3 separate regions of the Homo sapiens genome follow, and regions 2 and 3 are each linked to region 1. The links are chromatin contacts, found by Hi-C in ENCODE. All regions are on one chromosome and are shown on one strand. The core of a region is the stretch at or near the end of the contact, and the rest is flanking DNA. Distances in the headings are between cores, read along the strand shown. Region 1 holds the start of MMAA (metabolism of cobalamin associated A). Region 2 holds the start of TTC29 (tetratricopeptide repeat domain 29). Region 3 has its middle 160 kb from the start of TTC29.

The links. Hi-C counts contacts between places; a loop is a spot of excess contacts on that map. Pooled maps may share reads with other maps.
Region 2: a map of CD4-positive, alpha-beta memory T cell shows a loop between it and region 1 (5-fold over the local background). The contact joins the promoter of TTC29 here to the promoter of MMAA in region 1. A Hi-C loop is called at or near these places in 2 of 168 maps with a recorded cell type or tissue (CD4-positive, alpha-beta memory T cell and naive thymus-derived CD4-positive, alpha-beta T cell) and 5 of 50 pooled maps.
Region 3: a loop to region 1 is called in a pooled map of psoas muscle, with 9 times the contacts of the local background. The contact joins the enhancer-like site here to the promoter of MMAA in region 1. A Hi-C loop is called at or near these places in 4 of 168 maps with a recorded cell type or tissue (A673, MCF 10A, PC-9 and 1 more), 3 of 37 single-sample maps with no recorded cell type and 11 of 50 pooled maps.

Annotation. Positions count from the first base shown.
Region 1 is chr4:145,618,092-145,621,627 of GRCh38, reverse strand. MMAA (metabolism of cobalamin associated A) reads right to left here and starts at 2,243. Exons shown (of 7, transcript NM_172250.3): 1 at 2,221-2,243. RefSeq lists silencers at 1,875-1,944, 1,975-2,414.
Region 2 is chr4:146,943,788-146,947,187 of GRCh38, reverse strand. TTC29 (tetratricopeptide repeat domain 29) reads left to right here and starts at 1,324. Exons shown (of 13, transcript NM_031956.4): 1 at 1,324-1,479; 2 at 2,111-2,157. It overlaps TTC29-AS1 (TTC29 antisense RNA 1), which reads right to left. Exons shown (of 7, transcript NR_188447.1): 3 at 1,634-1,757. RefSeq lists a silencer at 1,192-1,331.
Region 3 is chr4:147,101,809-147,105,460 of GRCh38, reverse strand. No RefSeq gene overlaps it. Among named protein-coding and RNA genes, the nearest start is that of TTC29, 160 kb to the right of the region's middle. Within about 2 kb of position 1,705, at least 10 of the 41 ENCODE cell types and tissues checked have a DNase peak (open chromatin) inside an H3K27ac peak, as active enhancers do; they include A673, where a contact is called at or near this core.

The sequences.
Region 1 (3,536 bases), core at 994-3,493:
TGCCATTAATCTGTTTACCATATTCCACCCCCCCCAACCACAGAAGGCTTTATTTTCTCTTTTTCAAATAATTTCAGGAAACTTTTGTAGAGCAGGATGACTTCTTAAATAAGCAACTTTTAAATAGGTTTTAAATAGGTCATCATGAGTTAAGAGTAATAAAGAACAAATACCAAATTCATGAAGGGATTCTCTAAAGTTCTCTGTCCACTTTACTTTTTATCACTTTTCCAGTAAGATTCAGATTTCCCAATTCCTACTTTTAGGCTTAAATGTGCTTGAGAAGTCTCTATTTTTCTAAATTCCATCACCATTAAATGTTTTGATTCCCACTGCTACCACCCTATTTCAAATCCAGGCTTGAACTAGGAAGCTCTGAGACCAACTATGGAACCTGGGTAATTTCTCATATTCTCAAAGTTCCTTCACTTACAAAATGAAAACATTAAGATCTACGTATCAGGATCATGGTGAGTATAAATGAGTATGCATGAGAGAGCCTGGCACAGGGCCTGGCATCAAGCAGGTGCTAATCACCTCTAAGAAACTTTCCTCTTTTCTCTCTCCCTCCTCAGTCCTCCTTTCAGACTTCACAGCAAGACTCATTCTGAAAGGTGAATGTGATCTCCTTAGCCTCCTACTCAAATTCCTCCAAAAGTTCACCGTACCCTAGGACAGTGGTTCTCAAAGTGTAGTCCCCAGGCCAGCAGCACCTCTTGCGCTTGCCTTTCCAAAATTCCTCTAAGGAGAGTTTACTATCTTCCAAACCTGCCAACTCTCCCAACCCCAAGATTTAACTCATCTTTTACATCCTTCCCCCTCTATGATATCTCTCCTATACTACCCAGCTTAAAATCTTTCCTGACCATCCCAGTCTCTAGGACTTTTTCTGACCTCTAATTCCAATTATTTCTGAATACAAAGAGTCTTCATCTTACAATCGGGTCTGTGTCTGGATAAACCCACTGTAAAGTCAAAAAATCTTTAACTGAACCATTGTGTAAGTGTAGGACTGTACTAAGGTGAAAATCTGCAGAGGTCACAAACTAGTTGCACCTGGCCCACCCACAGAAGGTGTGTGTTAACTAAATTGGTTGCAAGTAACATTAAAAATCAAGAAAAAATACGTAAAAATACAGATCTTTGGCCTGTGTTGGAGAAAATCGGATCTGCGTTTGAGAGACCCCCATTCCCACATGGCAACAATCAGCTAAATGGTAAATGTTTCGAGCATTCACCAGCTCTTTCCATTCTAAATAAAGGTTTTCTTTTGACATCTTCAAATATCTCAAATGGTGATTTACATTTCTTATGGATATGTAACTTTTCATGCTTGTTTTGTCTCTCCTAATAGAATACAGCCCTTAAAAAACCTGTCCTTGTCTTTGACTTTTTAAAAACCTCTTGTTACCCTGAACACAAACCGGTATTTAGTGCAAAATTATTGTAAAAGAATATTCTGAACATTGTAGACAACAGCAAAATGCTGAATAATCCACACAGTTTTTCTGGAAACTTTTGGCTTTCTACCAAGTTGGAAAAGTTTTATTAGTTTATGTTTTCTAAACATATGGATTAGGGTACAACTCTTAAGACAGATAATAAAAAATTTTTATATTATTTTGGTTTAGGTCGTCTTTCATTTTCTAATGAGAAATACATATGAAGACAGCATGCCCTCTGCTGAAAGAGATTTAGACCCTGCCCGGCACGCCATGTGACGGAACCTAGATACTGTTTGTAACTTTTAGTTTGAATCCAACTTTTATATCCTGGATTTGATTTCCCAGAAAAGAGTTTCAATTTCACTCTTTGGTAGGAGTCATAGTGGCTTTCTCTGACGCGGCCTCAGGTTAACCATTTACCGGGTTTGGCAGCGACAAGGGAAGAGCCACCTTAACAAAGCTGCCTTGCTGTGGCTCAGAGATAACCTGAGAAACCTAACCAAGATGAGAATTTTAAAACACTGTTTACGTACAGGGCCTTTCTTTGTTAAAGCTTCCATTTGAACCCATTTGCCGACTCCTGCCTGTCCACACATATCCGCACCCCGAACATCAATATTAGGAGAATATTCGATAATACTCTCCTTTTCCTTCCCCCACCCCAAATCCTCCAGGGGGCGCCCCGGAGGACCGCGCTGGCCCCCCGGCGGGAGGGCGGCCGTAGGCGGGAGCCCAGTCCCGACTCCTGGACGCCGCGCGCACTCCCCATACTCACCCGCCCGAAGCCACGGAAGTGCCACCTGACCCCGCCCCTTCCGCCGGATCCTCCCACGCAGGCGCAGCGCCGACTGCAGGCGCGTGGGGCCCGGGGATCGCCTGGGGCTGGGTGGCGGTGCGGGGCATGGCCAGGGTCCCCGTGGACGTGGCCGCGCAGTTCCGGCGTGTGGCGGAGAGCGAGTGAGCGTGAAGGTCTCCCGGCCTGCAGCAGGCTGCGGAAGCTCTGCGCCGGGAAGTTCTCTGGCGGGGGAGGGGAGGGCGGTTTACGGCCTTTGGGGTAGGTTTTGCCCTTTTTAAGATCCACATGAAATCTTTCGCCTCCGAAGTTCGAGGGTAACTTTCGTTCCCTCCTGGCCTTCGCGACACCCTCGAGTCGGACGGAGGCCGAGTCGTGTCCTCACCCCCAGCAGCCTGCGGCGGCCGGGACCCCCGGAGGCCCTTCTTCCGCTCCTTGGAAACTTAAAATGTGGGGTGAGGGAGAGACGCGTTACGTTTGACAGACCGGTGAAATTAAAGACACTCAAGCTTCTCAGAGTGATTTGAAGAAATGCTCAGCGTTCTGCCGAAATATAGTTTTAAGTTTTTAAACCACGGCATGGTTTTTAAAGGCTGAAGGACCCACAGTTTTTTTCTCTTAAAGGGCACGCATTCATTTTGATTAATATTTCTTAACATGCAGCCAAAGCCAGGACTCGGGCTCACTGCTGCAGGGGTGTCCTCGGGAAGTCCCGAGGGGGGAAAGGCGCGCAAGCCTGAAATGGAGATGAAAATAAACAGGCATAATATTTGCTACCTCACTGCGTTGGGCGTAGTAGTAACTAATTCTTAAAAAACGTCTTAGATGACATATAAGTAGTAAAGCCGTTGTATGCTAATCTAGAATTTTTGAGAAAAACTTAATCACCCAAATGTTTGCTATAATGTGATGAAGATAGCATCCATCGGCAGTAGCCAGGATCAAATGACGAGTAGATATGGTTATAAATGGGGCCCATGCAGTATAATTAGTATATGAAACCAAGATGTCAGTCCTCACACAGAATTTGTGTAATGATATGCATTTGGGAGGCTTCAGGCCTTTTCAGCTATTTGATACAGGTTGATTCTTACTGAATACAGAATAATAAAAAATGAATTACTGGTCTCACCATTTTCATTATTACTATTTGGACCAAAAGACTACCACTTTTACTCCAAAGATTGATTGTAGACTCAATAGCCAATGACAGAAAATTAAGCACAAGTCTAAATGAAGCCGAGGATCTAGTAGAAAGAACACAGAATCAAACCTTTCAAATCTCAGCCTATCGAACA
Region 2 (3,400 bases), core at 75-2,574, 1.3 Mb before region 1:
CTTAAGCCCGTTTGTGTTTTCTGTCACTTGCAAACAAAGTTCTCTAACTGAAGGAATTCTATGCTAAACAGAAGGAGAAAGAGAGTTAGTCAAAGAACTTCTAGTGAAAAAACAGCAAGTAGGAGAAGTAAGTCCAAAGAAGCAGGAAGGAACTACCTAGAAAGCCAACTAAGACAGCCTCCTGTGAGAAAGGAAGGTGCATGGAATTCACAAACAGACTCTAAGTCAGAAAAAGCAGCAAGGACTGGAAAAGAATTCACACAGGTCACAGTGGAGTGTGTTAAGGTGATGCTGAAACTGGAAAATAAACTCATGAGAATAGAATGAGAGTCTTACTGGTGTGGGGGATGGGGTGGAGCCCAATTACAGATAGTCACAGTGCTCATTGAATGTATAATGTAAACATACTTGGAAATAATTTAGTAATTTGTTACAGCAAATGAGATGTTAGAATGAAAGTGTGGTTATGGTTGATATGCTTGTACTCTAAATAGAATCGATTTATGGTTAATAGAATGATTCGTGTGAGCAATATCGCTGGCTCGTTCTCCTACAATGTGTGTCAGTAGACAAGGAACAATAGCCTAACTTTCCAGCACTTCTGTATTTTAGAAGTAACAAGTGGCAAGCCTCACTCTCTTGCCCCATATATATATGAGGGAATGAGCAAGGAATTTCACTTCCTTGCACTCATGTCTGAGAGAAGAGATGGAATGATGGGCCGAGATTAATACGATGATATTTATTTAGTGTAAATATAAAACCCTGAGTTTCAGGTAAAAATGCAAAACAAATAAGGACAGATGCAGGGAGATTCTCTGAAAGAGACCTTGAGTATTTAGCGAACCACAATTCAAAATTGAATTGTCTGTGGGGACATGACAGGAAAAGGCATTTGTGGTGGGTTCTGACTGCAAGAGAGGCTGAGGAAGAGGAGAATGAATGACTTAGCTAGATGGATAAATTGGCTTCAGGTCACGGGGATCATGAATGCCTAGCTCAGCGTTTTCCCATCAATCCTGTGGACAAAAGAGAAATGAAGAAAAAGCATTGAGAATGCAAGGCCACGAAAGAAATGAAAGTGGCAAATTCGAGCCTCTTGGGTTACGTGAAAATGCCTAAAAGCGAGCTAACTTCTGAAAGCAGCCCTGCTTGAAAAGCCTCAGCTATCTGGGGGCCCCGCCCGGCCGTCAGTAAGCTCCACCCCTCGCCAGACTCCGCCCCCAAGCCCGAAGAGTCTGGGAGCTGCCCCAATCCCGAGGCCCGGTTTAGCCTAACTCCACCCCCGGCCGTCATGCCTCGCCTCTCTGTTTCCGTGGAGACGCTCTCGGCGTCCCCTGTCTCCGCTCCGGCGGAGCCAGGCTTCGGAATCACTGAGAGAGGAGGGGGCAGCGCCAACGCCCAGCACCTGCCGCCGGTGGGGGACTGACTTCGGCGGAACGGAAAACTGGAGTTGTTTCCCTGGGCCAGTGCACCGAGGTTCGTGACGGCAGGGGCGAGGTTGGGACCGGACTTCCTCAGCTCCTTGGAGAGGCAGGCTGTTCTTCAGGCAGCCCCTTCCCTGACCCCTACAGCCAGCCCTTCCTCCATCAGTCTTTCTCAAGCTTCCTCAGTCCAGGCCCTCGCCACTTACCTCAATAAACGAATTGAAAGAGAAGTAGGGAAAGGCGCCAGTTCCTCTTGCTCCCCAGTTCACCTGACCCTCTGAGGGGAGTGAAAAACTAGGCATAGGATAAGTCCTTTAGTCCTGTTGAGAACTAGGTGGGAACAGAAAGGGAACTGAGATGCTCTCCGTTTTTGGCAAAGATAACTGTATCTCGTAAATTTGAGAGAACAAATGGTTATCCCTAATGTCACATTTGTATTGAAATACATCAATACATATACATATTTCAGATGTTTTGGCATTTCACTGATTTAGTGATTAGTTTCTCTCATAGGATCTATACTTGGGGATTTTCTTTAAAAGTTCATCTAAACTTAGATGGTAGGAAGTATTTGTTGTAAGAGTGAATCTTATTCCATGACTTGGAGCGGGGAGAGGAGTTACACTACTGAATGATTTTAAATTTTTCTTCTTTGCTATTATTCTTTGCTTCCTGATTTTCAGGCTGAAGTCTATAAGCCTGGAGAGACCATCAGCAGTAATCTGCAAATGTAAGTCACGTGAAATATGGCTTGCCTTCAAACTCATTTCCTGCTTGATTTTGTGATTTAGCCATCAATGTCAGCTGGTAGGAAATGTGTGTTTTCTATTTATTTTACTAAACAACCTATCTACCCATGAGAGAGTGCCAGAAGTGTCCAAAAATTATGATACCGAGAATAAACATTATTACTGACTCTTTATAAACTTAATTATGTTTTTTTTTTTACTTAGGGAGCATAATTAGTGATATTTCTTCTGTAGTTTTCATTAAACTTTCATAGTAAAAGAGCTTGGATAATATGAAAAGTTTTAATTCTTATGAATGATTTTTAGTAAAATCCTACTTGTTTTGAACTCGTGATGATGTATAATAAACTTGCTTACTGTGGTTTACTGGCTTTATTTCTCTAATCTCAGTTTTTACTCCAAAGTGACTGAACCCTGCAGACACTGGTCAGCCTCAGACATAGTCATTCTCCAAGTAGCCTCCATTTACATAGTAGTAGGTCTCCCTCCTTTGTGTTTCCTGATAAAGGCATCTCTGGGGATAGAGGGCAGGAGAGTTACTCTTTGAAGAATTTTACTTGGGGGCCAAAAATTTAAGCTCACACCATGGGACACATTCAGCCTGACCTAGCACTCTCAAACCTTTCATCCTGTATTTCTCCATTTTCATTTGTCTTTGCATGTGGGGGCCAAACTTAGAGATTGTAGCTGTGATACAAGAGCCAACCAGCAGATCAAAGAGTACACCAAATTTCTTCTGAATACCAACAGTGGAATGGCTTCAGGCGGCCTTTTGATCTTTGTCTCAGCACCCGATGATGCCACACTGTAGCACTGCCCACTTGCTAGCACTGGCGGAGGTTCCTGTGGGTCCTCCTAACAGGCTGATTCAGCCTGAGCTCCTGGGGCTAAGCTCATTTGGTAGCAGCCAAAGAGGTATCTTTCATTCTTCTTCTTTCTTACTCACCTGAACCTGAGCAATTTCCCTTCCTGCAGCCACACCATCTTGTGTGTTTTCCCCTGAGATGTTGATCTGGGAGAACCCTAAGGAGGTGCCATAACTAGTGGTGATATGCTCCATTTATGCTACAGGCCTGGGTCAGTCACCTCATAGCACTAGTCCCATTCTTCATTGTTGAGTCTAAATTGGAGCTCACATGGGAACTGAGAATGCTGTCTGACCAACACCAGGAAAATGATGCAACTCATATTAACAAAGACCAAAAGGCTTTCTTTACAGGTATT
Region 3 (3,652 bases), core at 456-2,955, 1.5 Mb before region 1:
CCAGGAGAATGTTAGAAGGAGAGAAAAATGAGAGAGGCTGGGTGAGACATACATGTCCCCATTTTTCCTCTTTCTGGTCAGGAGCCAAGGGAGGAGAGGTGTTGGGTCGAAGGATGAGAAAAATTTGCCCAGTTTGGAACCCTGTAAGGAGCTTCTGTATAGAGTGACCACCTCAACATGGGATGGTGGAGGGGGCAGGATGGTCGCAGCTGAGCACTGAGTAGCAGAACAGGATTGAGCAGAAGAAGGGCCAGGTTTAGCTTTCCCAGGTATTTTTGACACCTCTGGGATGTGAATGGAACTCAAACAAGCCCACAGGCCTCCAAGGAGAGCCAGTAAATGGGCCAGGGATCTGTAAAAGGAGAAGGGTAAGGGATGCCCTCACAGCTGAGTGCACAGCCTAGGCCAAGGGCAGAGGGAAGAGGAGGGGCAGACTCTGACAGGCTGCAGCACTTCCTCATGGCAAACCCAAGCCTGGAACATGAGGAGGCTCCACAGAATCCCACACATGAAGCCAGGAAACGCAGCAGCCTTTCAGTAACAGATGTCAGCAGGAAGCCCAGAGATGGACTCGTCACAATTTAGTGTTTAAATCCAGCCTGAACAAGTCACTGTGCCTAAGGGGCCAATGAGGGTCCAGAGGATACCTCTTGTCTCCTCTGTCACCATCTGATCATATAAGCCACACTCTTTGCTGATAAAGCCAGAGATGATCTAGAGTGACATTTAAGAGACTGAACTTGACCTCATTCATGACCTCAGAGATGGAGCATTTACCAAAGGGATATTTTAAATTATTGAGTCAGACTATATTAAGTTTTTTTCCCTTTCATTATCCATCAGGTAGAGGCTTATGAGAAAGATAGACTCAATTATAAGGAGGAAGTGGAAATCTGTACTTTCTTTACACATATTTATAGTGTGAATAAATTTGTGATTTTCTATGCTATTATTAACCAAGGGTTTACACCCAGGATCTAGACATGACACGCTGGTAGTGCTTTTTGATGAGAGATGGTTTTGACATTACATATTATAGTGGCTTCATTCACAATGTCAAGCCTAACTCACACTTGTGTTTGGCATTTATCTCATTAACAAACAAAATTAGCCCAGTAATTTTCACTGGCAAATTAAGAGACCATGGGACTTTTGTAGGAAAACAGGGTGTCAATTTTAAAATATTACTTTTAGGTAAGTTGCACTTGAATCTCATAAAATTTACCTTTCGCCCTGATTTGATATGATCAAATAATATTTGGTTATTTGATAGTATTAATACATGGCAATTTTTAAAACATCGCTCCTAACCAGTTTTAGAATTTCCTCTCACTCATCTTTTAAGGAAAATAGTTCTGTGATTTGTTCATGGCCAATGTTAAAGGGTCAGGTAGCACTATAGATTAAGGGAGGCAGAAAATTTACAGAGAAAAAACTATTTCCATTGTTATGAATTTAATGTTGGAAAAAACAATTTCCATAGTTATGAATTCAATGTAGCTCCGCGCCCCCCACCCACCAAATCAAATGCCTATGGCTCACACGGTTTTCACGTGTGTTCTACATTTCTCGTTGAGTCACAGACGGGAGCAGTGAACCCTGAGGAAACTCAGTACACATTCTAAGGACAGTCACGCCAGAAGCTTGCCTCCCCAGGCTTCATGCAGCCCCAGTGAGTCAGGCAGAACTTTCCCAGCAAAGCAGCCTGTGTGTCACAGTGGACCAAGGCGAGCTCCTGCTGTTATAAATAGATTCTTAGTGGGACTGGGAAGGGCATGGAGACACCAGAAAATATAGCAGTTCTGGGTGGGGTGGCAGACTGAGGACAGAAAGTGGTAACAGACTATGATGCAAGTTAAATTGATGCCAGAACCTAGGCTTCTGCTATTAACAGTGTTTCCTTTCTCAGAAGGGACTAACTGGGCAGTTCTTTGGCTCCAACTGACTTCTACCCCCCTTGCTAAATCATTTGATTTCTGCTGGCTCGCACCCTCTTTGCTTCTTCCTGGCAAGCTCTTGGGCTGATTTCCAATCGCTTCCCCTTGTGGGTACCCTTTTCCAGGGTTACTTGAGGTCGTGCAGTTGTTTTGTTTCTTCACAGACTTTTAGGCAAAGTTATTCCACATGGCTCTTTAAAGGCCACCCAAACTACAAATTTCTTAAAAATATATGTGCATATACATGGGGAAAAATCATAAATTTGAGTAAAAATGTTCATTATAAAACAAAGCTAAAAAAAAAAAGCCAGTGGCCCCCACACCAAATCTGAATAGACTACATGGTCCAAATTTTGTATTATAACCTTATAGGAATAGATTATGTTTACATTACTATACAAATGCATAGACAAAACTACAATAGCAATATAAAACCTGGAAGGAAATATAAGAAAATATTTATAGGAATCTACCTCATGTAGTACAATTATAAATTATTTTTATGGTTTTCATTATAATTTTCTTCACTTTCAAATTTCTATAATGGTATATATAAGTTTTATAGTAAAAACTATTTAAAAACCACCAGTTGTTTTTTTTTGTTTCCATTTTTACATCAGCTAGTACATACAGTTTTCTAAAACAGCAATAGCTGTGTGCAGCTGGTGGTATATGGTGGGTGGGGTGGGTGTAATATAGGAAGAGGAATGTAGAAAAGAACAGTATGTTCAGAAGAAATGAATTGAGGCTCTTGCTTTAGACATAAAGTATTTTACACAAATTGCCCAAGACTTCTCATTTACAGTCGGTCACAAGCTATAGTGAATATTGGCTGGGTTTTGGCAATGCTGAATGCAATTTTGCCTTTCTTTTCTTTCCTTTTCTTTCTTTTCTTTTCTTTCTTTCTTTTTCTTTTCTTTTTTTTTCTTTTTTTCTTTTTCTTTTTTTTTTTTTGAGATAGAGTGTCGCTCTGTCACCCAGGCTGGAGTGCAATGGCACGATCTCGGCTCACCACAACTTCTGCCTCCCGGGTTCAAGTGATTCTCCTGCCTGAGCCTCCTAAGTAGCTAGGATTACAGGTGTCCACCACCACACCTGGCTAATTTTTTTATTTTTAGTAGAGATGGGGTTTCGTCATGTTGGCCAGGCTGGTCTCAAACTCCTGACCTCAAGTGATCTGCCCTCCTCGGCCTCCCAAAGTGCTGGGATTACAGCCGTGAGCCACTGAGCCTGGCCAATTTTGCCTTTCTAACAACAATTTTCTTTTCAGAAATTAGTTCTCACCCAGTCTAGTTTAACTGTTATCAGGAGCCCCATACTTACTTAGACTGGGGACAGATACACAACCCAAGTCTAGTTATTGAAATGTTCTTTTTGCTGTGAATTTGAACTATGAATAGAGAGACAAAAGAACTGAAAAACTGATTGTAACTCCATTAGGTCCTGGCAGCACCTTGTCATTCCCGCTACCTTGTCCAGGGCCTGCCTTGCTATGTGCCTGTTCCCAAGTCTAACTAAATTCCCTGCTGCTTAAGTTAATCAGAATCAGTTTCTTTTGCTCATGCCTGTGTCATACAGTTATTTTTACAGCTTGACTGGGGCATCTCCATGCTGACCTCCATGAATGCCTGGATGCTTTGCTTTGACACTTGGCCAATTTAAGGTCAGTGGGCTAACTAACCAACTAATCAGTGATTTGCAATGCACTGTTTACA